2 separate regions of the Homo sapiens genome follow, and region 2 is linked to region 1. Evidence: read pairs that join two places in POLR2A ChIA-PET (ENCODE). Cell type or tissue: B cell. All regions are shown on one strand. Links, peaks and the distances in the headings refer to the core of each region. The heading gives the core; the rest is flanking DNA.

Region 1 (5,383 bases), core at 258-5,257:
TTCCTCCATGTGATCCAAAGAGACATCTGTCTGGGAAGAATGTGATGGGCCCCACAAATAGACTGCCTGGGGTATCCAAATCTTGAGTTGTGTGGCCTGTTAAAACAGGTCTGTGTCACAAGTGATGAATAGTTCTTGTGGATTTTGAGCAAGTTGCCGATCGATCAGCTACTGTTTAATGAGAGAGAGGCGCTGTAAGAGGAGCAAAAACCCAGCTGCCTGTTCGGGAGCCACCTGCCTTTTCGCTTTACTTCATTTTCTTGCTAATGAAGGAACCAATTGGTTTAGAGTGATCAATGCTGACCTATTAGGATCAGACATTGTTTTGGCATTGCCAAGGCAATTAAATTCAGCAGGGTAAGGATTAGAGAGAGAATGGCTATAAAAAAAAAAAAAAAAGAAAAACAAGCAAGTTTTTATTCAGAAACAACCACTCTGGTGTTTGAGGTATCAAAAAGATTAGTTAAAAGAGAATTAATCATTACAGCATTTTCTTTCTTGGTAAAATAATCAGAAGATTTGTTGACATTAGTTCTTAGATGTAAGAAGATAGGAAGCTCTGCTTCACTGATCTGACTTCAGGTATGACCTTCATTATTGCCTTCTTTCCTATTTAAAGCTGTGACTCATCCAAAAAGCCTTCTCCAAGAGACTGTGTATCATGTAATGGGTACTGTGACCTATATGTGCTAGATTTTCCAGAGCAGCTCTGATTTAAAATAGTGTGGCCCTTCATCATTCTATTAACAGATGATGTGATTAGGAAATTGTTAACCAAATTTGTAACTTAAGACTTGATAAAAAGGATAGTATGTAAAACCTTTGAGAGTAAGGTTCATGAGCTAATCATCTTGGCACACATTCCTCACCCAAATTCTGTTCCCCTCAGCCTGATGCCTTCCACTTAGATATTCAGTAAATATTTGAGTAAACTGACTGAATGAATGAGTAAGACGTGAAGTCTTTAAAAATGGGTAAGATTTGAAGCTTTGATATTCCAGGATTACGGAGACAATAAGTATAAGCATATAAAAGCAGGAATGATAGAGTAAATTAGGGAGACCTAAGGTCTTTTCTAGAGTGGAAGGTATGTACTAAAGCAGGAGTTCCCAGACTTTTGGATTTCACAGACCAGTGCAATTTCCAAAAGGAATTTTGCTAAGTAAAGATGTTGACTGTCACTGTTGTTCTATAACACCAAAATGTAGAGTGGATATAATTTTTGCAAAAAAGTACAGTTCTTTAAATTGCTTACGATTGTATTAAAGAAGTGACTAAAGCATCACCATCTACCTCTTTGTAATGAGAGTGGAGCCATGTATCAGTTTAAGCAGTGGTGACAATGTAGGTGATACTGTGCATGTTCCTTAGAGTTGTGTAATGTCCTGAATTTGGGGGTATTGTCTAGGCATCCATGTCTGGTTGATCTTTGATTTCCCATGCTTTTTGTCTTGATTTCACCTATTAATGTTCATTTTTGTTGTTCATGAAGATTTCAGTATCTTGAACATTAGCTGTTATTGTTTCTTCAGAATGCTCTCTGGGGTTTATATTGGATAACTGCTCCTGAAATTGCTAGAGAACTTTATGCCAGGGGTCTCACAACTTTTTTGGATCATGTACCCATTAGTAAAAAAATTTACACATGGGCTAGGTGAGGTAGCTCATGCCTATAATCCCAGCACTTTGGGAGGCCAAGGTGGGTGGATCACTTGAGGTCAGGAGTTCGAGACCAGCCTGGCCAACATGGTGAAACCTCATCTCTACTACAAATACAAAAATTAGCTGGACATGGTGGCAGGTGCCTGTGATCCCAGCTACTCAGGGGGCTGAGGAAGTCTCAAAAAAAAGAAAGAAAATCTTTGGAAGTATCTCTACATCCCGAGGAGAATGAAAGCCTTCTGTGTTGTAGCGCAGCACACTCTGAGATATGTGACGGCACCAGCAGAGAGGTATTTTCAGTCACTTCATTGTACCATCAGGAAGAAGTTTGAGTGGCATATGATGACAATCAGTGATAGCCCTATAACCTCGTATTTTATAATTACCACTAGAATATATTCAATATGTATGTGGGACTCTACGGAGAGAGAAAGGAAGAAATTCTATTCCCAGCTGCATAACATAAAGCTGTATTTTTATTAAGAGCTTTGACTGACAATATAAATCATAAATCACCAACATAAAGCTTAAGACACCAGAAGCCAGAGAGAAAATATAACCTGTAAAATGTACAATACTGGTATAGTTTAATATTCACAGTTCCCAGGATTTTAAAGCAATTTCATACCAAATTAAGACAGCTGATTTTTTTATTCAATATTTTCTTTTTTCACGTAAGCTAGTCTTCTTGATCCTTTGTGCCATTTCTGTGTCATGTCAGCTGACAATAATCAATTTGGATATCTATGCATTTGAGTAATTCATTCTTGAAAAAAGGTGGTAAAAAATTACAGCACATTTGTTGTAAAAATATTTGCATACCATGAAGTGACTGTAAAGCATAGTCAGTTGTGAATGAAAGTGAACACCCAACGCCATCCAGCATGGGGCTGTATGTGTAGTGCAGGTGCTTCATACGTGTTTACTGGTGGCATCTTTGATGCTGAAGGGTTAAAGAGAGAGTATTTTGAAATTTCCTGGGTCTTTTTGGAATGTACAAAGAAGAAAGTATTGCATTTGCCTGTTTTTTTGATGCAGTAATGTATCATTAACAATTTATTGTGGTGTATCAAGCCATGAAACAGAACACATCTGAGCATATTTCTCTGACAGACAAAGGTGCAGATTTTATGTATTGAGTTAAAGGAAATGAAACTTTCCCAGCAAGGGTAAGTAGAAAGAAATTTGGCCATAGATATAATATATGTCTTTAAAATGTGGTGAAAATAAGTTTAAAAGATTCTTTGTTAAATCCTCACCTCTATTAATTAATCACTATACTATAAATTATCACAGATTTCCTGCCAGTTAAAGACAGTTAGAAGATCTAGTAGAGAGTTTGGTACATTACATAGAGCTAAAAATAAATTATTATTGTCCTGTTGTCATTTTCCCCCTTTGTTTAAAATGCTCTCTTGCTAGTATAAAACCTGTGGTATAACAATACTCAGATTTCTTTCTTGAGAAAGGGTAAGACAGTGGATCATAAAGCACAATTTGTTAACCTCTTTTTAAATGTAGCTTTTGTAATGACACTTTAATATTTCAGAAGTCCTGAAGGTTTAACTTTAGTTTTCAGTTTAAATGACCCTCAGGTTCTTGGTATTAGTATTTCAAGGTTAAAGTTTAGAAACAGAATAGGTGTTTTTATACATATACAAAAAACTACTGGCCAAAGGATTGATGGACACTGTCATTTTCAACACAGTTCATTTGAAAATGGCCATATTGAATCTATAAACACACTAAATTCAGTTGATATATTTTCTTTCAGTCAATATGAACTCTGGTAATACAGTGAGGAGATAGGAAAATCTAATATACCATGTGCAGAAAATACACAAATAGCTCCCTATTCCAAAGCATTTTAGTTCCCTTCTCTTCAGTGGAACACATAAAGCTGAAAACAAATCATTATAAAAGTCTAAGTAGACTGTAATCCTAACAGCTAATACAGGCACTAAGTTATACCAAACTTTCTTTTAAAAACAGAACAAAACAGCCCCTAATGTTAGAGAGCTAATGCTGCTGTTACTGTACAAGTCAAATAGGAGAGGGGCCATAGTTACCAACAACATGGTCTGGCTCCAGCCAGTTAAACTGTGAACCTCAAAGCTGTTGTAATAAAGTAGACTTTTTTTTTTTTTTTTTGTCAGGGGCAGTTACACCAGAAGCATTTTCTTGGAACAAAGTGCATATCTGAACAATTAAATCCAGATGTGCTAACAGATGTCTCTTGAGCAAGAGCATCATAAAACCAGATTTCACTTGAGTGAGGAAATTACTTATTCCATCATTTTTTATTTTTCACTTGGAGATTACATTTCACTCTAGACTACAGTCCCAGGGACTGTGATTAGAAAGGGTATCTGAGAAGGTAGAATTGGTATATCCTATCAGTGTGAAGTGAGTACATGCATTTCAAATTGATGCTACCTAGTTCTGAGAACATAGAATGCTAATGAAGCGGGCCGTTATTTTTCTCTCTTGGTTTTCAGGCCTCTTTGCCACAAATGTCTGACACCCTGTGAATTAGCTCTTCTCCTTTATGATTCTGCATGGATGTATTTGGCATCTGGGCAAGTCCTTTTCCCAAGAATTTATCTATTGGCAGATTTCTCCTCTGGGCATAAATGGAACAAAATGAATTATATACTTTTAGAAGGTTTCTTGCAGATCCATATGTTATATTTTGTGGCCATTACTCACAGTGTCTGTCATACTGACTAGATACCAACTGCTGAATCATGCATATTAGATACATGATGCCTTCATATGGCTTTGGTCTTATTTATTTATTATTATTATTGTTATTGTTGTTTTGGGTTTTTTTGAGGTGGAGTTTTGCTCTTCTTGCCCAGGCTGGAGTGCAGTGGCGTGATCTCAGCTCACCGCAACCTCTGCCTCCCAGGCTCAAGCAATTCTCCTGCCCCAGCCTCCCGAGTAGCTGGGATTACAGGCATGTGCCACTACACCCGGCTAATTTTTGTATTTTTAGTAGAGACGGGGTTTCACCATGTTGGCCAGGCTGGTCCCAAACTCCTGACCTCAGGTGATCCTCCCGCCTCAGCCTCCCAAAGTGTTGGGATTACAGGCGTGAGCCACTGTGCCCGGCCAACTTTTGTCTTATTATCCTAGACTTACTATAGTCTCTCCCTGTAACAAACAAATATGTACAGATTTATATTCAGAAACATAGTTGAAAAAGAAACATGATTTGATTGTTTAATTTGAAGTTTGTAGGAAGGTGAATGTCCAAGAGTAAATTCTTAAGTGCTTCCTTGTTCTACCTGCAAGCATCCTTTCTTACTACACAATATAGAATGTCACTTTAGAGATGCATCAAATAAACATTTTGGCCAAATGGGGAATTGGGACCAGTAATATTACCAACACAGAGGGGACTTTTGGGTAACAAGAGTGAATTGGGCCAGACGCGTTGGCTGATGCCTGTAATCCCAGCACTTTGGGAGCCCAGGGTGGGCAGATGGATTGAACTCAGGAGTTCAAGAGCAGCCTGGGCAGCATGGTGAAACCCTGTCTTTACAAAAGTGTATAAAAATTGGCTGGATGTTGTGCATACACCTGTAGTCCCAGCTACTTGGGAGGCGGAGGTGGGAGGATTGCTTGAGCCTGGGAGGCAGAGGTTGCAGAACACCAAGATCATACTACTGCACTTCAGCCTGGGTGACAGAACAAGACCCTGGCCCCCCACTCCAAA
Region 2 (5,383 bases), core at 67-5,066, 95 kb before region 1:
AGTCTCTTTAAGTGTTGAAGTGAAAGGAAGAGCCACATCTCTCTCACTTTAAATCAAAAGCTAGAAATGATTAAGCTTAGTGAAGAAGGCATGTTGAAAGCTGAGATAGGCTGAAAGCTAAGCCTCTTAAGACAGTTTGCCAAGTTGTGAATGCAAAGGAAAAGTTCTTGAAGGAAAGTCCAAGCACTCCAGTGAACACAGGAATGATAAGAAAGCAAAGCAGCCATTGCTGATATGGAGAAAGTTTGAGTGGGTATGGATAGAAGACCAAACCAGCCACAACATTCCCTAAAGCCAAAGCCTGATTCGGAGCAAGGCCCTAACTCTTCAATTCTGTGAAGGCTGAGAGAGGTGCGGAAGGTGCAAAACAAAAGCTTAGAGCTAGCAGAGGTTGATTCATCTTGGAGCTAGCAGAGGTTGATTCATAAGATGAAGAACAGAAGCCATCTCCATAACATAAAAATGCAAGAAGAAGCAGCAGCTGCTTGTGTAGAAGCTGCAGCAAGTTACCCAGAAGACCTAGCTAAGATCATTGACGAAGGTGGCTACACTAAGCAGCAGATTTTCAAGATAGATGAAATAGCCTCCTATTGGAAGAAGATGCCACCCAGGACTTTAATAGCTGGAGAGGAGAAGTCACTGCCTGGCTTTAAAGCTTCAAAGGACATTTCTGATTCTCTTGTTAGGGGCTAATGTAGCTGGTAACTTTAGGGTGAGGCCAGTGCTCATTTATCACTTTGAAAATCCTAGGGCCCTAAGAGTTATGCTAAATCTACTCTGCCTGTGCTCTGTAGATGGAACAACAAAGCCTGGATGACTGCACATCTGTTTACAGCATGGTTTCCTGAATATCTTAAGCCCACAGCTGACACCTACTGCTGAGACAAAACAGCTCCTCTCAAAATATTCCTGCTCATTGACCATGTACCTGGTCACCCACGAGCTATGATGGAGCTGTACAAGGAGATGAATGTTGTTTTCATGCCTGTTAACACAACATCCATTCTGCAGCCCGTGGATCAAGGAATCATGTTAACTTTCCAGTCTTATTTACGAAATACATTTTGTAAGGCTATAGCTTATAGCTATAGATAGTGATTCCTTTGATGGCAAATTCTTTTGATTCCTCTGATCTGGGCAAAGCAAATTGAAAGCCTTCTGGAAAGTATTCACCATTTAGAGGCCATTAAGAATATTTGTGATTCGTGAGAGGTGGTCAAAATATTAACAGCAGTAAGTGTAGTCTGAAGATATGACTGGATTGCTGCAAACTTTAATGGTTGAGGAGTTGCTTCTTATGGATGAGCAAAGAAAGTGAAGATAGAATTCTTGAGATAGAATCTACTCCTGGTGAAGATGCAGTGAATATTGTTGAAATGGTAGATTCTAGAACAAAAGATTTAGGCTGTCACACAAACTTAGTTGATAAAGCAGTAGTAGGGTTTGAGAGGATTGACCTCAATTTTGAAAGAAGGTCTACTATTGGTAAAAATGCTGTCAAACAGCATCGTATGCTACAGATAAATCTTTCATGAAAGAAGAGTCAATAGATGCAGCAGACTTCATCATTGTCTTACTTTAAGAAATTGTCACAGCCACCCCAGCCTTCAGCAACCACCACCCTGATCAGTCAGCAGCTATCAACATTGAGGCGTGATCCTCCACCAGCAAAAAGGTTATGACTCACTTGAGACTCAGATGATTGTTAACATTTTTTAGCAATAAAGTATGTTTTAATTAATAATCTGTACTTTTTTTGGACATAATGCTGTTGCACACTTAATAGGCTACCATACAGTGTAAACGTAATTTTTATATGCACTGAGAAACCAAAAGATTTGTGTGGCTTGCTTTATTGTGTGGTCATAAACTGAACCCATGACATCTCCCAGCTATCCCTGTACCTGTCTCATAGGGTTGCTACAAATGTCAAAGGAGATCAGGCTTGTAAAACAGCCTTAGCAGAGGTCTTGGTACAAAGGAAGCACTCAGTTGATAAAGGATTACTGTTATCTCTTTTTGTTTTAAAAAGATATCCAGTATTCTTCTTCAGGAACTGATTATAATCTCAAATAGTAGTCAGTCCCAGGAAGTGTTTTTATAAATCTAACCCACATTTTATCTACTCTAGAACTTTTGCCCATCTGCTGAACCTTTAATCCATTTCTTTTTATTTAATCCTCATTAGACATTTAAAAAACAACTAATGATTACCCCTGAAGAATAAAAATATAACACTTCCTTAGTAATTCTAGTTCTAGTTTCATAGGTCTGATTTCCCTGTGCACTAGTTATTATGTCTCACCTTTATGCTTCTGTGCATGTCTACAGTTGAAGAGCAAAGAGCTGAACACAGGATTCTAAACAAGGATTTCATCGTCATTTCATTTATCCATTGAGTAAAATGTTTACGGAGCACCCACAATATACTAAACACTGTGCCTGGAAGTAGACATATAGCAGTAAACGAGATTAAGTTGTTGCTTAACGCAGTTTACATTGTAGTAGGAGAGAGAGAAAAATGAGATGTAAAGAAATAAATGTGATACTGACTAGTCATAGTTTGACAAAATTGGAATGGGGGAATAAGCTAGCCAGTGGTTGAGTTTGGGGAAGGAGCACTTGAGCAGAACGGTCAGGGAAGGCCTTTCTGAGGAAGTGAGTTGAGCCAAAACTTGAATTACAAGAAGTTGGCTTGGCTATGCAGCAATCTAAGGGAGAAGTGTTCCAGGCTAGGGAACAGCAAGAGTAAAGGCTGTGAAGTAGAAACTAGCTTGGGGTTTTTGAGGAACAGAAAGAAGGCCATGTGTTTCTGAAATCTGGTGGGTAGATAGTCTGTAGGGTGTTGGGAGGAAGGTATGTTTAGCAATGAGGGCAGACAGATAGACAGGAGCCATGTCCTACAGGGACTTGATAGTGTCGAATTCTAAGGATGATGGGAAACCATAGAAGGGTTTAAACCAGGTGATGGTAGTTGAGATTTTTGAAAGATAACTCTAGTGTGATCTAGTGTGAGAATGGACTATAGGGAAGACCAGACAGCAGGTGGGCAAGGAAAAGTGAATACAAGAGACTGGGAAGGAGCTGCCAGTGAGGCAGGAAGAAAACAAGGACAACATTTTCATGGAAGTCTTAAAAAGTCAGTCTTTCGGTATGAGGAGGGGAGATGGGAGAGGGCAGTAGGTAACAGAAAATCGACTCCTGGTTGTAGCAAGATAGAGCTTAGTGGCGTCCTTTAAGAGCCATTTCAGTGGAGTCAAGGGAGAAGGGAATAGAGGCTGAGGGAATAGGGGTAGCAATACATGTAGAAGATAAAGTATCACTGGGAGGGGAAGCAGAGAAATGATGAAGAGGATGGAGGGGGACCTAGGGTCAAGGGAGGATGATGTTAAGGTATGTGTGTGTGTGGACTGGAATGATACCACAGGGAGGGAGGATTTGATAATGCAGGAGAGTGGATCTTTGTAGGGGCCGTGTACCTCATTATGGGAGAGGGGCTGGATCTCTAGCTCAAGGAGAAGATTGACTTTAGGTAGAATTGAGGTTCCTTCTTTTCCTGTAACAGGAGGAAAGGCAGAGTATGTAGAATAGATGTACCCAGATTGAAAGAGGCAAAAATGGAAGCCTTACCTTCATGTTGACAGTGCTTGTGCCTTGGTGGGTCTTTGTGGTATATCATGGCCTCAAGCTCTGTTTTTGCAGGTCCACTGAGTTATTTGTGCTATATATATTCTTTTCCTACCCAGGCCATCTATCTCAGATACAGATCTGTTTACATGTCTGTCTCCCCCACTAAACTGGCATCTCTTCAACAAGAGTAGTTATCTTTGTATCTCCAGACATAGCTCAGTGTTTGGCAAGAACTGAGTTGAAGGAATGACAGCTACATCAGTAGAAAGGACTCATATAACAGCTACACAAACATGCGGTAGAAAGGAAAGTAATTCAAGAGCATGAATAAAATTAAGTGTTTATATCTTAGAATAATTAATATGATTTCTCTCTTTTAAGTGGAATACATTGTTACTGAACACCAGAATTGAGGGGTAGCTAAAAGTAAAAAAAAAAAAAAAAGAAAGAGAAAGGATCACCTCACACCTCACTACCATCTGGAAAGAAGATGAGCTTTTAACAGCCCCTTTCAGTAGGGACGAGTTAGTGCCTGGCATGCTTTGGTGGGAAGCACATTTCTAGGTTCAGGAGAAAGTGAGAATCAAACGTGTCTGGGAAAAGGAGATCCCAGTGTGATCAGCTTGCTTGTGGAAGATTAGCAGGGGTTGGGGGCGTAGAGGGCTTCGGGCAAGAGTAAATGTTAATGAGAGATGGCTTAAGCAGACTTGTGCCCAAACGAGTGAGAACAATTTGACAGGAAGTTCAGTTGAGCATGTGTAGCACTTCTCCAAATGCTTTCTTCTTGGACTGGGAAGAAACACAACAAAACAAAATAGTTACTTTCCCCTTCAACATTATACAGCACATCCTAAATGAAACATGACTTTCTGAGTTACAAGCTGCCCCTGGCAAAAAGGCTGGTTATAATCTCAGTGTGTTCCCTGAAACTAATGTTCCTTGGGCACTCCAGATTTGTGTGACGTACTGTAAGTTATATCCAACTGAACTGTTCTTTTAACTGCCTGCATTAAGCATCATCAAATAAGTTGCGCTGAAAGGAACCACCTGAATAAAGAAGCTTTTATACCTTTGTAAGTCCTCACTGCATGACCCTAGGTCACTGCTGTTGAACTTGGGAGCTTTCTCTCCCACTTTTCACTCTCTTGCCTTTAATGGATGGGGGTCTCCACACCAGGTTTTCTTTCTCTCTCATCTGCCAGGTGCTAGCAAATGGTGCTGCCAGCCTCATTAGGGGAGAGGGGGTAGTGTGGAGGCAGGCACTGGCCCCTCCCTCATGTGCCCCGCTTCCCAGAGGCCTATGGGATACCAACTGAAAAGAGGTCGTGAGCAGAGCTGCTCACCCTGGAATTCATTTTCTCTAGACTCATTAAAATGCTGCCTTCCTATCTCCCTTGGATTTTTACTTTTCAAAACACTTTACGATGTGCGGCCTCATTTTATTTTACATTAAGCTGACAACCTAACATCTCACCAAGTATCAACTGGGAATACAATTTTGCACTCACTGTGCTGTGCCATCTTGCCAAGTTTTGTCTTTGTTACTCAGCTCTCATTCAGAAAGGAATTAATTTGAATTATATGATGCTATGGTTGTCTCCTTGAAGAAGGGCTAGATTCCTGCACACCTTGGGAAAGTATCTATCTGTGAATGTACTTGAATCTTCCAGGTTATATGCCATTCTTCTCTCTTCTTTCCCTTTCACATCATCATGGGCTCCTCTCACGTTAGAATAAACCTTTCTGTTTTGCC

Evidence for each region. Peaks named below come from ENCODE experiments on the same cell type or tissue, not always from the same donor. Only the 100,000 strongest peaks of a DNase experiment are listed, where the experiment ranks them.
Region 2: POLR2A ChIA-PET joins it to region 1 with 7 read pairs; 2 of 35 experiments call an interaction of 5 or more read pairs at or near these places.

What each region holds. Positions count from the first base shown.
Region 1 is chr6:38,386,650-38,392,032 of GRCh38, reverse strand. All of the region lies in intron 6 of BTBD9 (BTB domain containing 9), which reads left to right. Among named protein-coding and RNA genes, the nearest start is that of BTBD9-AS1, 92 kb to the left of the region's middle. RefSeq lists an enhancer at 1-1,119. In B cell, for the core only: no CTCF peak of the experiment used is centred there; no DNase peak of the experiment used is centred there.
Region 2 is chr6:38,481,103-38,486,485 of GRCh38, reverse strand. All of the region lies in intron 6 of BTBD9 (BTB domain containing 9), which reads left to right. BTBD9-AS1 (BTBD9 antisense RNA 1) reads right to left here and starts at 4,890. Exons shown (of 2, transcript NR_144472.1): 1 at 4,700-4,890; 2 at 3,959-4,419. In B cell, for the core only: no CTCF peak of the experiment used is centred there; a DNase peak (open chromatin) is centred at 2,765; H3K27ac peaks cover 1,419 bases.